Regions from separate parts of the Homo sapiens genome. Here region 2 is linked to region 1. A link is an interaction called in ENCODE POLR2A ChIA-PET data of the cell type or tissue named here. Cell type or tissue: OCI-LY7. All regions are shown on one strand.

Region 1 (8,000 bases):
AGTGGGGCGATCTCGGCTCACTGCAACCTCCGCCTCCTGGGTTCAAGCGATTCTCCTACCTCAGCCTCCTGAGTAGTGGGGTTTACAGGTGCACACCACCACGCCCAGCTAATTTTTGTAATTTTAGTAGAGATGTGGTTTCGCCGTGGTGACCAGGCTGGTCTCACACTCCTGACCTCAGGTGATTGGCCCGTCGCGGCCTCCCAAAGTTCCGGGATTACAGGTGTCAGTCACCATGCCCGGCCTAAACATTTGCCTTCTGATCCATTTCTCCTGTATCATTTAGGAAAGTTCAGCCAGGCTGGGATGGGGGTGTAGGGAAGTGGACCTCCTCATTTCCTGCTGGCCCCCTGTTTTGTAGATTAGTAGAAGGGTTCCACTTCAGGGGATCACACCATTTGGTCTTCTTTTTGCAGGTAGGGACATTGGAAGGGAATATAATTTTGTTATCTTCTTAGTTTCATATGGAGATAATTTAATAGCCAACTGATAGCTGATAGACAGTTCTGTTTGGAATTTCCAGAAAAAGTTTCATTTTTTAATTGTGCTTTAAAGTGAATATAGATGATGTAAACCACAGTCCTGTCTGAATCCAGAACTGTCCCTGCTTTTGACGTCTGGGGAAAGAAGTAATGGGCAGTTTCCTTTGTCTTCTAGAGTTAATGGTTTTGTATTTAGCTTTTTAAGAATTCTCATCATTAAGAGGCCATTGAATTAAAAAAATATTTTAAATATCCCTAATATTATGTGTCTCATGCAGAAAGACTGACCTAAGGTCATCTCTTACAAATGCTAACTACAAAATGGTCTCGTAAATTTACCTTCTTGATGATGTAATCCATGTAATCCATCATGATTACAATGTTTATTAATCTAAGTGCATTTCAATTTCTAGATTAACACTTTTGTTGCCTAAAAGGAAGAAGCTGAGGCAAAATTAATACAGAGGGTTTATTTGGGCCAAGCTTGAGGACTGTAGCCTGAAACACACTTTCAGGTTGCCTTGGGGAGTGCCCCGGAGAGTAAAATAGGGGCTCAAGTTTTTAAAGAAAAAAAGACGAATCAGGAGAGTGGCAATTACAAAAAATTGTTCAGCAGGAATTCTCATTGGTTTATAGAAATAACATTGGTTAGTGCCTGGCTATACGATATTGAACTATGATGTATGGCATTTTATGTCTACTTGGCATCAGTCTAGGGACCACATAGCAGATGGCTTCAAGGTAACCATTTAGCTCAAGGGGGAGGGAGAGGAGACTGCTGTTATATTACAGAGGCCTTTCTGCACCTGATCATTTAAAGGGACTCTTCTTCCTCATAGAAAGTTTTTTTCTTTCTCACTCTGGGTCAAAAGATGAGACAATCAGAAATAAAGTTAGGCAAGGCCGGGCGCGGTGGCTCACGCCTGTAATCCCAGCACTTTGGGAGGCCGAGGCGGGCGGCTCACGAGGTCAGGAGATCGAGACCATCCTGGCTAACACGGTGAAACCCCGTCTCTCCTAAAAATACAAAAAATTAGCCGGGCGTGGTGGCGGGCGCCTGTAGTCCCAGCTACTCGGGAAGCTGAGGCAGGAGAATTGTGTGAACCCGGGAGGCGGAGCTTGCAGTGAGCCGAGATGGCGCCACTGCACTCCAGCCTGGGCGACAGAGTGAGACTCCGTCTCAAAAAAAAACAAAAGAAATAAAGTTAGGCAAAATATATGAAAGCAGTAGCCCTAAGTTTCCTACATGTATGGTCAGTTATGAAGTTTCAGGAAAGAAATATGCAAGTCATTTTGTGGGTTTTTTTTTTTTTCTGGCTAGACTTTAGGAGTAATTAACTTGCAAAGATATCAAAATGTCCATCCCCTTTCTTCTCTGACAGATGCCAGAGACGCGGAACAATTGAGCAAGAACAAGGTGACACATATTCTGTCTGTCCACGATAGTGCCAGGCCTATGTTGGAGGTAAGAGAGCACCGTGGGGCGTGTGTGGGTGTCCTCATTTGTATTCCGTGGGAGTACCTACGACGTTAATGAAGGCAACCAGGTTCTCTCCAATGCGAACGTACTCCTGTGATCTCTGGCGGCATTCCCATTGTGTTCAGGCCGTGTTGATGTTAACACGCTGTCTGTAGCGTGGCGCGAGGGTGTGTGCTTTTTCTGATCACACTCCTGCTGCATTGCCACTTTGGCTTTCGTGGCTAAATGCCTAGGAATAAGCTGAGGCTGCATTTCCCTCTGGACCTTAAGGACATTTAAACCCCATTTTCATTCCTTTCAGAATTATCTCTGGTTTTAAAATCCAAAAAACTTCAGCCTGCTCATTTCCTGATTTTGTCCCATTTAAACTCAAATAGCTACCACTGGCATTCAGGGGTCACAGAAAACAGAAGGTGAATCGTCCTGGAGGGTTCCCAGGGCCGCTCTAATGTGGAGACTCTCGGTGTAGAAGCTGTTGTGTTTTAGGTTTTCGGGGTAAACAGGGTGTGTCTGCTTGTGCACTGATTCCAAAAACATCTTTAAATTTACCCTAATGGACGGTTTGAGCTGTTGGCTAGAGGTAAAATCTATTTATGTTTATTAGCCTTGACAGAGCCCGAGTTACCTCCTTTTAGAAAATAATGCTGTGTGGTTGTGATGTGTATGTGTTTTTCTATTTTAGGGTGGGGTGTTGGAAAGGGAGGGGTGGCTTGTTCTGAAAGAAAGAATCCTGGTTCAGGCTGTTTTCATTTAAATTTATATTAGGCAAGAGTAGGTAATGTTTTTTATTTCAAATGTATCTATTTTCTTTAGCCATTAGGGCTGCCAGATTTTAGTTAGTATAAAGTAAGCTAAAATTGATGAGAATGTAGAATAATAAATGATTCTACTAAACATTGTAGTACCAGAGAATCATAGGTGGTGAACAAACCTCAATTAATTTCTCCAGATCTCCGAGCTCCTACTTCCTTGTATTGTTTAGCTCATAATTTTTTTTTTTTTTTTGCTAAGGTGCTGTAATTTGTGTTCCAGCATGATTTTATTGGAAATAACAACAACAACAAAACATTTTTTTGGAGCCTAACAGTTCCTTTGAAAATAACCACTCCATTTTTTAATCTGTCAACAATAGTTTGTATTTAAAATACAGCCAAGCTATGGCCAAGATGCTAAGTTAAACTGCAAACTGGTCATGATTGACTTCCTCTTAAATCACAAGATGAGGCTTGAGGTTTCCTTTATTTTAATAAATTGCAGAGATGCCCTCTCCACCCTCAGCCCCAGGCCTGCCTCCCTGCTTCATACTCCATTAAATGGAACACACTGTCATGTGTGCACATGACCCTTAAATCTGCTCACATTGTAACTTCTGTGTAGATAGGAGATCTGCCAGGGTTAGAAATCAAAGAGCTCCAGCCCTTATCACTTGGGAAACCACAGGCTAGCGAGTAAAGCAGGTGGGTTTGTAACCCAGGTATAAAGAGCCCGCTGATTGTGTAAAACCTCAGAGCTGTGGGCAAACTGTGTTCCCGACACAACACACTACACATTCTTTTTATTCCCTGTGTAGCTCAGTCTGTAAGGACAAATTCTGCCTTTAAAAAAAGAGAGAGAGAAGTGCTACCCCTTTTCTTCACTGGGACAGCTTTTACTTGGAGACACCCTATTGTAGTCTCCGGGTGCTATTATTATCTTAGCTTCATAATAAGTACTTCCATGTGATTTTATATTTATTGTTATGCCACTGTTTTGTAGCATAATGTATTAGTATTGCCCCTCTTAGCATTTTATCAATCTTTAATTTCACAAGTAATTCATGATATATTCTTATTTTAAAAATTAAAACAATAGCCTCTGATTGCACAGTGGGGAAAAGTGAGGGGCCAAAAGTTATTTGAATTGGTGGTGCCCACATTAAGTTATAGTCTCAGAAGTTCCAAATCTTTGTTTAGCTGTCTGCCTGGGGCACAAAGGCAGTCTTCTGTCTTGAGTTTCAAATCCAGATCCATAAGCTGTGTCCTCACGCAGCCTGAGATGAGTCAGGGAAATGATGTGTTTGGAGTCGGTGGGGAATTAGCGGACGGGTTTGGTGCTTCAGCAGCTCCTTGTTTTGCCAGCCCTGATCCCGGGAGAGAAATGGGGCAGGGAATGAAGGTGAGCGGGGAGACTGTGCGAGGTCAAGCAAATGCAGTGAGCTGACCCCTGGCTGGTGAGAGCCCCTAAGTGAGGGTGATAAATGGTGGGAGAGGAGAGAGCTGGGCCTCATTTATTTCCCGAGATCTTCAAAACCATACGTATTTATTGAATGGCCGCTGGCTTCTCTGGGCAGCCCCAGGCTGGGGCTTGGTAGGAAGTGGGAAGGTAGCTACTGTCTAAAATGGAAGGGTTTTGGTCCTGCTACATCCATGCAGGTGTCCTGCGAGCCCTGCTGCTGTGAAGCGACGTATTGGGCACTACACTGTGGATACTTCTTTGGGTCATTTCCAACAAACATCTCAATGAGTTTAAAGCTCTGGGTTACTTAGCATCAGTTACAAAGGGCTTTTGGAAACTCTAGTTCTGCCTTTATTGTGATGGAGACTAAGTGAGAGAGGGTATTCATATTGTTGGATGTGGCCATGCAAGTTTAGAAAACTTAGCACACTTTATTCCCCTCTGGAAGGTTCACAGTTGTGTTGTCGGAATAAAGGCTTGAGAGCCCTATTGTGCAGACATGTATCAGCCTTTGTGAGCCGGGAGACATTGTATGTGCTTGCTTATGTGATGTGCCTCCTACTGAGACCCCCATGGAACATGTCCTGTGAAATCCAGGGGATGTAAGTAAGGAGGCTCCCATTTTTACTTAGGAAGGAACTAAGGAACTTGTGACTTGGTTGCTTTTGGTTGGATTAGATTGGACCCCATTATTTGGGTAATTTGTTGGGGGTTGGGGTTTCCCAAAATAGCATTCATAGCATCTTGTACTCTTCCTAGCAGCCTGGCTGGAAAAAGAAAATAGAAGGTACTGTTATCAGGCCTTCAGAGTGGCTGTGCCTTGCCTCTGGTCAGGGAGTGGCTGGGTGGTCTCTGATGCGTCTTGGGTGGATGAGAGAAGATGTGTTTATCCACTGGACCATGATGGGTGAGGTGGTCAGCCAAGGGAAAAAGGCCTATGTCTCCAATTACTACCTCTTCAGAAGAGTAGCTAAGGGGTAGACCTTCCAGAATGAAGATCTTAGAAACGTAATAGAAACCTGGGGACCTTCAAGCTCTCTAGTAAGCCCTAAATTCACATCTGAGATTCTGAGGAGCTCTGACCCGTTTCTATGCCCCACTGCTCTCTGTCGGAGACAGAAATCCCAGCTAAACAGGGTCTAGAGATCAGCAAGCCTAACTCTATCATTGGGTGGACAAAAACCTGGACGTTGGGAGACAGGAAAGGACTTGCCTGGGATTCCCATGGCTGTCTGGGTAGCTTGATGGGAAGCCGGGACTCCTCTCCCAGACTGGGGATTTTCCCAGCATGCCCCACTGCCTCTGTTCTCTCCTAGCACGACTGATGTTTCTGATATCCTTAGTGGTATCGGTAGATCTTACCAGATCACCTTTGAAAAAGGTTGTGCTATTTGTGCTTGTACTAGCAATGTATGAAAGTGCCTTTCCCTGCCATGCCATCACCAGCACAGAGCTTTGCTCTTCTTTCCTTTTAATTAGCAAGATTTTTGCTGTTATTTGCTGCAAATACCCTCTTCACACATCCCGTCCCTTTCCAGAAAGTTCTTCCCTTTGAAGACAAAGGGTTACTGATTTATTCATTTCTTGAGCTCCTCCTATGTTCCAGGTCTTGGGACAGGTACTGTGGGTAACAGAAGTGAGTTCATCCCAAGATCTTCCCTGGCAGAGCCTTTGGTGTATGCACAAGATACGCGTTGTAGCTGCTTTATAAATATTGGTGACAGTGAGAGAAGAGCTGTGGCTTGGAGCAGGTGGCAAATCCCATAGGAACAGAGCCTGTGGAAGCCCAGAGAATGAGATCCTTCTTCTGCCGTTGAATCTGGAGACATTTGACTGGGCCTTTGGCGATGCCTAAGAATTCAGAAAATGTGATCCCTGGCATTCCAGCTGGTGGAGAATGCCAGGACATGACTTCCTCTGAGAACTCTGAGTCCAGCAAGGTGGATGGTGTTATTTAGTGCCTCTATGGCTTAACCAGGCTGGTTCTCACATCATCTGTCAGCAAGTGGCAGGGCCAGGGCTGGAACCAAGGCCTTCTCACTACAGAGGCAAGGGTCTTCCTGCCAGCCATAGCCCTTCAGGACTACACTTTTGGTATCAAAACTTCGGAGCACATGATGCTAGTAAAATGGCGGAAAATCATTGCCGCATATATTAATTTCAATAGAAAGTAAGCCCAGACCTGTTTAAGAGGAAAAAGCAAAATCCTCCTTCGCCTGTTTCTGTGCTCAGGACTTTGTCAGGGAGTTGCCCCTGTGTGCTGAAAAGTGTTTCCTTATTTGTGGGGACGGGTGGGAGCGGTGTCTTCAGCGTCTACTGATGGCTCCAGGTTTGAGGGCTGGTGAAAACTCCTATTGCAAAGACAGTGATTTTTCAAATCAGAAACCTGATATTGTTTGTAGTTGCTGAGAAACTAATATTGAGCAATGAAAGGTTTCTCCCTTCCCCTGAAAAAAAGAAACAGAACTCTTTCTAATGTAAAAATTTCGGTGTTTCATTTTTCATTTTGTGTATTTAAGCAGAGCACCTGCAGGAAACAAAACTATTTCTCACTATTAACAAAAAAAAAGTTTTAAGAAGTATTCTCATGCCTTCACTAAGCTTCTAACATGAAGAACCTTACCTTTTTAAAAATGACACATACTGTAAGATGACAGTGTAGGATCAAGTAGAGAAAAAATGATTTATACTCATTTATGAAGACCAGGGTATTGTATGTATATACCAGGTAGATTTTATGAGCTAGAGTTCAGCTTGGATATTTTCTGTTTTCAGTGTGAACCATTTATGGTGTTTTTAAAAGAATGGGATGTTTTCATATGCAGACATTTATTCTTGGTGATTCTGTTTATATTTCTTTTAACATTGAAGACATTTTTTGAAGTGTTGATGCCAAGACTTTACTTGTGTTAGTTTTGTTTGTAGTTGGCTTCTTCCTCTGGTTGTTAACTGTGTGCCTGTACTTCTGTCTTTATTTACCTGCTTATTGATGAGGAAACTCACCAAGGTGAGACGCCCAGTCTGCTTGGACGGCCCCATCCTTTTTCCCCGGGTCAGTGCCCAGCGGCCACGTGGGCCTGAGGCCGAGGTCTCCTGGAGGGACCCTGGTTTCCTGCCACGTGTTCCTCTTGCTGATCCACCCCATTTCTCTTGAACAAAAGTTTTGTTGGCTTCCCAAATGTAAAGCAAGCCAGAAGCAAGATGATAAAGGGTGTTTAAAGTTGAAGAAGGCATGTGTGTATTCTCTTTCCTCTCTTCCCACCCTCTCCTGCTCACATGAATTCTCCCCTCCCTCCGAGCTCAGCCCCAGCTCTCCTTCCTCTGAGAGGGACACCGTCAGGGTCCTCCGAGCTCAGGACTTCGGCCCCTTTTCTGTAATGTCTTCAGTTTGTACTCTCAGTTGGGCCATGAGACACGTGTGCACTGTCCCTGCTTCTGTAGGATATTAAGCATCCATTTAACCTGTGCTTTATGACGTAAGTGTTCATGGCCCACATCGGGCTCCTGAGCTGGCCTGGGAGCCCACACAGGCAGCTGCCGTGCTGGGGTTTCTCTGGTCCTTGCAGCACTCGGCTTGGATCCAGCACGCAGGGGCCCCTCTGCAGATGTCTGCTGATGAAAGGCGAGATTTGCACCATTTAGCCCCGTTCCAAAGTGAGAAATCATGTCTTATCACGCATTTAGCCCCGTTCCAAAGTGAGAAATCATGTCTCATCACGTCTTTGGCCCCTTGTGGCTCATTAGGATGTGAAAGTAGAGTGGGGTCAAGAGTGATTTCTTTATCATGAGCAATTTGTGAAGCCAGAGGATCGGTTAGTGCAATG
Region 2 (8,000 bases), 63 kb after region 1:
GCAGCCTGCATCCTCCTTTCACTTCCTCAAAGGCGCCATGCCCTCTCCCCTCTGCACTTTCCACCCCGACCCCACTGGCCTGTCTCCCTCCCCTCCATGGACCTCAGGTTAAGTCATGCCTGGTGAAAGCTCCTGGAGCTCAGACATGCTGGTTCCCCGGTACTGTCATTGCGGCTCAGTCCTTTATCTCCCCGTCCAGAAAAGACGGATGTGCTGGAGAAAGGACAGGGCCCATGGAGGGCCACCAGTGCCACCTGAGGTAGTGCCCAAGGCAAGAGCTGGAGCAAGCTGAGAAAAAAAGATGTAGTATTACGTTCTAACCCACAGAGCAAAATAAACACCCACAAGCCCAGACTGATACAGAAAATGCAAACCCCTCTAGAGGAGCGCATTCATCGGCCTTGCCCACCGCTCACTGCTGTGCCCCTCCAGGCCCTCGCAGGGAACATGGCACATTGCAGGTGCTTCATAAAGGACAATGGAGTGAAGGTGGTGGATGTGTGCCCGGCGAGGGTGGCGGCTGGAAGGTCTGCTGGTGCCTGAGGGAAGGGCAGTCAGTATCAGAGTTGGAACTCTGCAGCTGGCTTTAAACTTTGCTTTTTTATGACTGCCTCCCAAAGGTGAGGAAAACTCAATTGGCTTCCTTGTTCTCACATCCCAAAGACAGTCAGGAGCCAGGACTGGCAGCATTTTACAGCTCTGTTAAGAGGTTGACCTGTCCTGGAAAGTGTAAAGGACTGTTCTTTACAGTTTATGATGCCACATTTCATGAATCTGAGAATCCATGCCACAAATGGCCTCGCTTTACCAATGCAAAAGGGCAAATCAAGGGGTTCTGGCCCGTCTTGTGTCATTCAAACTGCAGTTTTGAAAAGTTCGATTAGAATGTTTTGCCCGTGATAAGAATCACAAGAGATTCTTCAAGTGCTTTATCCTGGGAGAGTTGAGTGGTGCTGCCCAGCAGCAGCGAGAATGCTTCTCACGTTGCTATCAGGTGGCCCCTGCTCCGTGGGGTCCGGAGCGGTTCACCGCCTGGCTTTTGACTGTTTATAAATTTGGCATAGGCATGCCAGTGGGTTTTGCAGAATCCATGTAAGGATTGCACGTTACATACCAAGCTTGCCAGTGACGCACTGGCTGACATGTCCCACGGCGTGTCCCTGCTTCCTGGCCGCTGCAGCAGCCTGAATTCAACTCTGCAGAGCGACTTATGCTTTCCTGAACCTTATTTCCTTAAGAGCTATTTTTAGAAAAATTAGGACTGAGGTTTGATTCCTGGTTTTAGGCTCCCCAGGCTGGCAGAAGCTGGAATTGCTTTAAAGCAACCAATTCCTTCTTTGGCCGCTCACCAGTACTCCTTCTGCTGAGGGATGAGGGGCCGCCAAGGGGGACAGAAGTGAGCCGAGCTCTGCTCGTTGCCCTCACACTGGTGAGCTCCTTAGCGTGTCAGGGGCTGCTCCAGGTAGAGTGGGCACAGCCAGGACCAGAGAGGCCAGCTCCCTGCTCGCCAGGGGCCAGCATCTCCAGTGGATTCAAATGCAAAAGGGCAAATCAAGGGGTTCTGGTCCATCTTGTGTCATTCAAACTGTAGTTTTGAAAAGTTCAATTAGAATGTTTTGCCCGTGATAAGAATCACAAGAGACTCTTCAAGTGCTTTATCCTGGGAGAGTTGAGTGGTGCTGCCCAGCAGCAGCGAGAATGCTTCTCACGTTGCTATTCGGTGGCCCCTGCTCCGTGGGGTCCGGAGCGGTTCACCGCCTGGCTTTTGACTGTTTATAAATTTGGATTACAAATGACTGTGAAATGGATAACAATATGTGAGTATAGGTTTCATGGATCGATTCCCGGCCTGGAGCAGGGAAAATACCAGAGGAGCCTCAGACATCTTATGGGGCCAGAAAATGAAGAGGTGCTTGAAAAAGAAAGGGGTATGACAAGAAGCCACATGACTAACCTGAAGGAGCTTCCAGTGGCCAAAAGTGGAGCAATTTGAGCAACAAAATAAAAAATGAGAATAATGGATTCTAATCCATGGAATAAAAATAAATATCCCTAAGTCCAGATTGATGTAAATAAATAATTGAATAAATAATAAACAACAGAGAAGAGACGGTTCTTCCTTATAGAAGAACCCAGGTTAATGATTGTGGAAGGAATGAGAAAAATACAAAATCATCACTAGGCAAACTTTACAGCAGCAACTGCTGTCAGCAAGAGCCATGGGTGGACACTGCAACCACTGGGCAAGGCTTTGAGGAGAAGCCGGACATTCTCATTGTCGCAGCTGATGGAGAAATCCTGCAAACACCACCTTAACCAAGTGATCCAGGGAAACAGCACCACTCCTAGGACCACGGACATCACATCCCCCAGACACGTGGCAGTGAGGAGGACACATGCCCGTCGGTGGCATTCCTGCCAAACATTCACTAACCTCAGTGCAACCGGAGGAAACATCAGACACACCCAACAGAGAGGCAATCCACAAAGTGAGTGACCAGTACTGCCAAAGTGTCAGGAGCATGAGAGATGGGGCAGCTCTTGGACAAACCGTTAAGAAGACTCTACTGATCTACTCCCCTGTGGAATAAAGTGAAAGGACTTGGGATGAAAACACACTTTTAGCCAGGCATGGAGGCTCACACGTGTAATCCCAGCACTTTGGGAGGCCGAGGCAGGCGGATCATGAGGTCAAGAGATCAAGACCATCCTGGCCAACATGGTGAAACCCCGTCTTTACTAAAAATACAAAAATTAGCTGGGCATGGTAGCATGTGCCTGTAGTCCCAGCTACTCAGGAGGCTGAGGCAGGAGAATTGCTTGAATCCGGGAGGTGGAGGTTGCAGTGAGCCGAGATCGTGCCACTGCACTCCAGCCTCCAGCCTGGTGACAGAGCAAGATTCCATCTAAAAAAAAAAAAAAAAAAAAAAAAAAAAAGACACTTTTAAACCCTGGCAGCACTCAAGCATCATGTGGAAAGCTTGAGAACCATGTAAAATGTGCAATAGCAGTGAGGTCGCTGAAGGGGCCGAGTGAGGTGGAGAGGGAAAAGGCCGCTGAGTCTGGCCAGTGTCGATGGATAGTTAGAGTAGTGCAGACCAACATTTCTTATCTGTATTTAATAGCAGGTTTTTACAAATCAGCCTTATTTGAAAAACTGTCTAAACTCTCTTTTGCCGGATGGGTAGCTTACTTTGTGCACAACACTATTTTAAGTTCTATTAAACATAATTAAGAAATAGAAGAGAAAATAAGAGATTACAGGAGAAATGCACAAATCAAAGATCAAAAAGCATGTCCATCAAAGAAAAGAGAACCCTGGTACACTGTGGGTCAGAAGGTAAATTCGTATAGCCATTATGGAAAACAGTGTGGAAGTTCCTCAGAAGATTAAAAATGGAGCTACTATATAATCCAGCAACCTCACTACTGGGTATATATCCAAAAAATATTGAAATCAATATATTGAAGAGATGTCTGCCCTCCCATGCTCACAATAGCCCAGATCCAAAATCAGTCTTGGTGTCCCATCAGTGGACACACGGATAAAGTGTGGTGGACGTACACCATGGGATAAGATTCAGCCTTAAAGAAGAAAGAAGTCCTGTCATTTGTGACAATGTGGATGAACCTGGAGGACATGATTCTAAGTGAAATAAGCCAGGCACAGAGAGACAAATACCACATGATCTCAGTCACATGTGGAATCTGAAAACGTCCAACTCATAGAAGTAGGTAGCACAATGGTGGGTACCGGGGCAGGGGTGAGGGGCTTAGGGGGATGCTGGTGTAAGGATACAAAATCTTAGTTAGATGGGAGGAATTAGTTCAAGAGGGCCATTGTACAGCATGGTGACTATATTTAATAACAGTGAATTGTATACTTGAAAGTAGCTAGAAGAGTAGATTTTAAGTATTCTCAGTGCACAAAAAAGGCGAGGTTATATATACATGTTTGATGTAGCCTTTCCACAATGTGTGTGTATATATATAAACATATTGTACACCATAAATATATACAATGTTTACTTTTCAATTAAAATAGATAAAAAGGAAGATTTTCTGACCAAAGTGAGTAGCTGATATAATTATATTATGCTGTCTTTAGATGCTAATTACATTACAAAAAAATTTCCATTTGGTTAGGAAATACGTATTTTAAGTGCCCATAGATACTACATGTATTCTGAGCTACAACTTTGCGCAGCCCACTACAGGTGAGTGGGTCAGAGAGGCCCCATCCAGGAAGAGGAAGCTGTGGTTTAATTAGAGCTGGGATGGGGGCTTGCCTGTTTCTGCTAAAGACATAGACTTGAATCATTAGAAAATGGGAATAGGCTGAACGTGAGAGGCAGCAGTGAGGTTTGTTTTCTGTTATTTATCTTTTTTGGGCTGAAGAGGGCAACTAGGCCACCGGGCCCAAGGTTAGGAGAACAACTGGTGTCATGATAAAGATTTTTCAGGGTTTTGGTCAGATAATTGGGGTTGATTAATGTCATGGTGGAGCCTAGAGATTCTGAGAAGGAGGAGAGGAGTTCAGTTAGATACCCAGCGGGTCATAAGCAGTCTGACTGTGTGTGCGGAACACCCCCAAAGCCCACACTGGGGAGGCGACTTGAAGGAGGGGACTGTCACATTGCAGAAGGCCGAGAGGCCCAGAGGCTCAGAAAAGGGATGAGGCCATTGGATTTTTGCCAGGAAAATGTCACTGGTGGTTTTGGTAAAAGTAGTTCCTCCAAGGTAAAGACCGAACTAGAGCTACTCAACTGAAAATTTATTGAGGGGAGGAACCATGCTGTCGTATATCTTTGTATTTCCCAAAAACATCTAGCCCAGAATATCATCTTCAAATTTTTGACATTGGGGTTCTGTGTTTTCCTGCTGAGAGCTTCAACCAAAGCCACATTTCAAGCAATTAAGAAAAAGGCATCTTGGGAGGCCGAGGTGGGCAGATCACGAGGTCAGGAGTTCGAGACCAGCCTGGCCAAAATGGTGAAACCTCATCTCTACTAAAGATACAAAAAATTAGCTGGGCGTGGTCGTGCGTGCCTGTAATCCGAGCTACTTGGGTAGCTGAGGCGGGAGAATCGCTTGAGGTTGCAGTGAGCCGAGACTGTGCCATCGCACTCCAGCCTGGGCAACAGGGCGAGACTCTGTCTCAAAAAAACAAACAAACAACAACAAAAAAGGCATCAATGTGAAAATAAGTAAACAGCATCAAGATGCGTTTAAGGAATACATTTTACAATGCAAAGGAGGAGGATGGAAGACTGGCGTAGAGGGAGGGATTGAAAAAAAGTTAAGGTCAGGAGATATTGTCCTGGGGTTTGACATAAATCAACATGATTCGTCAATCCTGATGTGTGTTTCTGTTCTTAAGAAAATATCTGTATGGTTTTGCTAATAATACATGTGTATCCCCCCAAAAGTATAAAATTCGGGGAAAAAACTGAGACCAGAACAATTTATACCGAGAACGTGTGACCCCACCACCTATGTTGGTAACATGTTGGGGATTTCCCCGAGGCTTGCGGAGTTTTCTCAGAGTTAAGATCCTATCATGCATGCAATTTTGCGTATGCTTTCTTCCCTTAACCTCATATCATAAGCATTTTCCCCAAATTAACCAACATTTTCATATAGTTTTCCTAAGTGTGTAGATGTACCACTGCGTACTTAACTGCTCCCCCGTGTCTAGATACTTAAAATATTTCTAAGTTTTACGGTAACCAATGCTGAGATGGACATCTTTGCAAAAGAGTGGTCCCATCGCTCTCCAGAAGGAAGCACGCGCATTTCAGCTGCACGGTTATTGTCTTGTGTGCTCTCGTTTAAATGGCTGTGAATTTGCTTTTTCTTTTTAGTAATCATTCACTCCTTTATTCATTTATTCGAAAAGATTTTATGTGGAAATCTAACACGTGGGAACACAGTTGTAGCACCGGCAGTCTCAGAGAGCAAGAGAGACGAGGCCCCAGCCCACGTGGCACTCACAGAGACAAACACCGCAGAAGAGAGGCAGAGGTTGGCCAGCACAGGAAGAGAGGCACTGTGGGAGAAGCGAAGGCACCTGAGGTGTGGGAGTGCCTGGGACACCGGGGACCTCCCTGAGATGCAGCCAGGGAGCAGGCAGTCATCCAACAGGGATTATTACTGAGGCTGAAAATGTTTTCAATATTGATCGCACTGGGCTCGTTCCTTAGTGAGACGTGTGTCAGAGGCCGTCCTCACTCCCCAGCAGCTCCTGTTGGCTTCGAGCAATTCTACCAACCCGTCCCCCTCCATGTGTTCCTCTCTAAATGGAATCACAGTGCCTGCTTCACCTCCCCACTGGGTTCTGTGAAAAATTAGAGGCTGGTGCAGAGAATCCCACCAAGTCAGCCGCAGACCAGACACGAGGTTGACCCCTCTGCAGCTTGTCACTGCCAGTCTGATGTGACTCCTATGTGGAGTCCTCTGACCTCCTTGAGGGCCTCAGTGTGTAAACAGGTGCCAGGCTGAGCCACCCCCTCGAGGCTCCCTCCTCCTAGCATGTGGCTTAATGTTTCAAAACCAGTTTTGGAGAAGAATCCTCCCTGCAGTGGCTGTGCTCATAGGAAGGGCCCGGCAATCCCGCCCCTCCACCCGCACACCCCCTGCCCTGGTCACCGTGCTCCTCCCAGGGCCGCTCCCCACGTGCGTCTGCCCAACAGGCGTGGACACCTGCGGCACTTCCAGAGCCCGGCAGCCTGGACAGGAAGTTACCTCGCTGTTCCCCCCCAGGGCCACGCCAAAGCTGTGCTGAAGAAAACCTGCCTGCAGGGAAGTGATCAGCGCTACGGTCAGAGGAAACCTGGTTCCTCCTGACCTCCCCTTGGCCCTAACCTGAGACGCCTGGGGCCGGAAATAGAGAAGCCTGCTGTTAACCTCAATGTCCCCGGCATTCTGCACAGGTCACGAGCCCTCTTTTCCCTGTGTGTCTGCCCATGAGTGCCATATTCGCACACCCAGGCCGGGTCCACCTACCTAGCCCGCTTTGGGAGTGAACTTCCAGCTGGTTTTTACGGGACAGTCCTCCAGAACATCCCTCTGGTGCTGCAAAGCCAGTTCTCAGCCAGACTTGCTACCTTCCATCCCAAATGCCACTCCTCGGTCACGGTTTCCTGTCCCCGATGATGGCGCCACGGCCCCTGGTACTCAGCATCTCTGGGGTCCTGCCTCCCGGGGTGTTCAAAGACAGCCCTCCTGGGCAGCACCCTCCCGGATCCCCAGGGCCACCCTGGCCCAGCAGCATCCAGTCCTTCCACTGGGGCTCTCTTGCGCCTCCAGTCCAGCCTGGAACCCCTGGCACAAAATGTCTGATGTGCCTCCTTCAGCCTCCCTTTTCTCCAGCTGTGTGGTTCAAAGACTGCGGTTCTCAGACCCCATAAATGAAAATCTCACAGCTGTCTGATGGAAATGCAGATTCCTGGGTCCATTGGCTGAAGCCAGACAGCTGGTTGGGGCTTGCAAGTGATTCTGACATCCAGTGACGTTGAAGGGCCAGTGACCTGCCCGTGGAGTATGGACTCCTTCGCTGGCGTTGGGGCTCCCTCCCCACGGTCTTCCTGGATGGGCTTCAAACCTCCTTTCTGGCCTCTACGCCCTGGGTCCCGCCCCCAGCCCAGACTACCTGCTGTTCCACTGTCACACGGGAGGAGTTACTGCCAGGCTGGGCTCTCCGCCTAGAATTCCTGCTTCTGTGGATTGAAATCTCATGACTTCAAAGTTCAGGTGAAACGCCACCTTCTTCACGATGCCAGCTGCCTCCTCCCCCTTACCATTTTGTCATCATTGTCTTTCATTCCACCTTCTACTGCCCTGGAGGATGACACTGTCCCCGAGTGAGCTGGCGTGCCCCCAGTGCCAGGCAAGGGACTGTGCATGTCCCCTCACAGTGGCTCCGTGTCCTAGCCATCCTTGTGTCTTCCTCAGTACCTTGGTTCTGTGCCTCACAAAAGCTACTGGGTTGAAAGAAATCA

The links. ChIA-PET counts read pairs that join two places held together with the same protein. Peaks named below come from ENCODE experiments on the same cell type or tissue, not always from the same donor. Only the 100,000 strongest peaks of a DNase experiment are listed, where the experiment ranks them.
Region 2: POLR2A ChIA-PET joins it to region 1 with 14 read pairs; 4 of 35 experiments call an interaction of 5 or more read pairs at or near these places.

The regions. Positions count from the first base shown.
Region 1 is chr6:310,016-318,015 of GRCh38, forward strand. It overlaps DUSP22 (dual specificity phosphatase 22), which reads left to right. Exons shown (of 7, transcript NM_001286555.3): 3 at 1,865-1,947. Among named protein-coding and RNA genes, the nearest start is that of DUSP22, 22 kb to the left of the region's middle. RefSeq lists silencers at 3,106-3,165, 3,416-3,485, 4,327-4,506 and an enhancer at 6,191-6,500. In OCI-LY7, no CTCF peak of the experiment used is centred here; DNase peaks (open chromatin) are centred at 3,196 and 7,267; H3K4me3 peaks cover 1,398 bases; H3K27ac peaks cover 3,247 bases.
Region 2 is chr6:372,768-380,767 of GRCh38, forward strand. No RefSeq gene overlaps it. Among named protein-coding and RNA genes, the nearest start is that of IRF4, 15 kb to the right of the region's middle. RefSeq lists enhancers at 1-18, 852-1,425, 6,080-6,149, 6,175-7,121, 6,250-6,479 and a silencer at 2,253-2,453. In OCI-LY7, no CTCF peak of the experiment used is centred here; a DNase peak (open chromatin) is centred at 4,254; H3K4me3 peaks cover 1,169 bases; H3K27ac peaks cover 1,334 bases.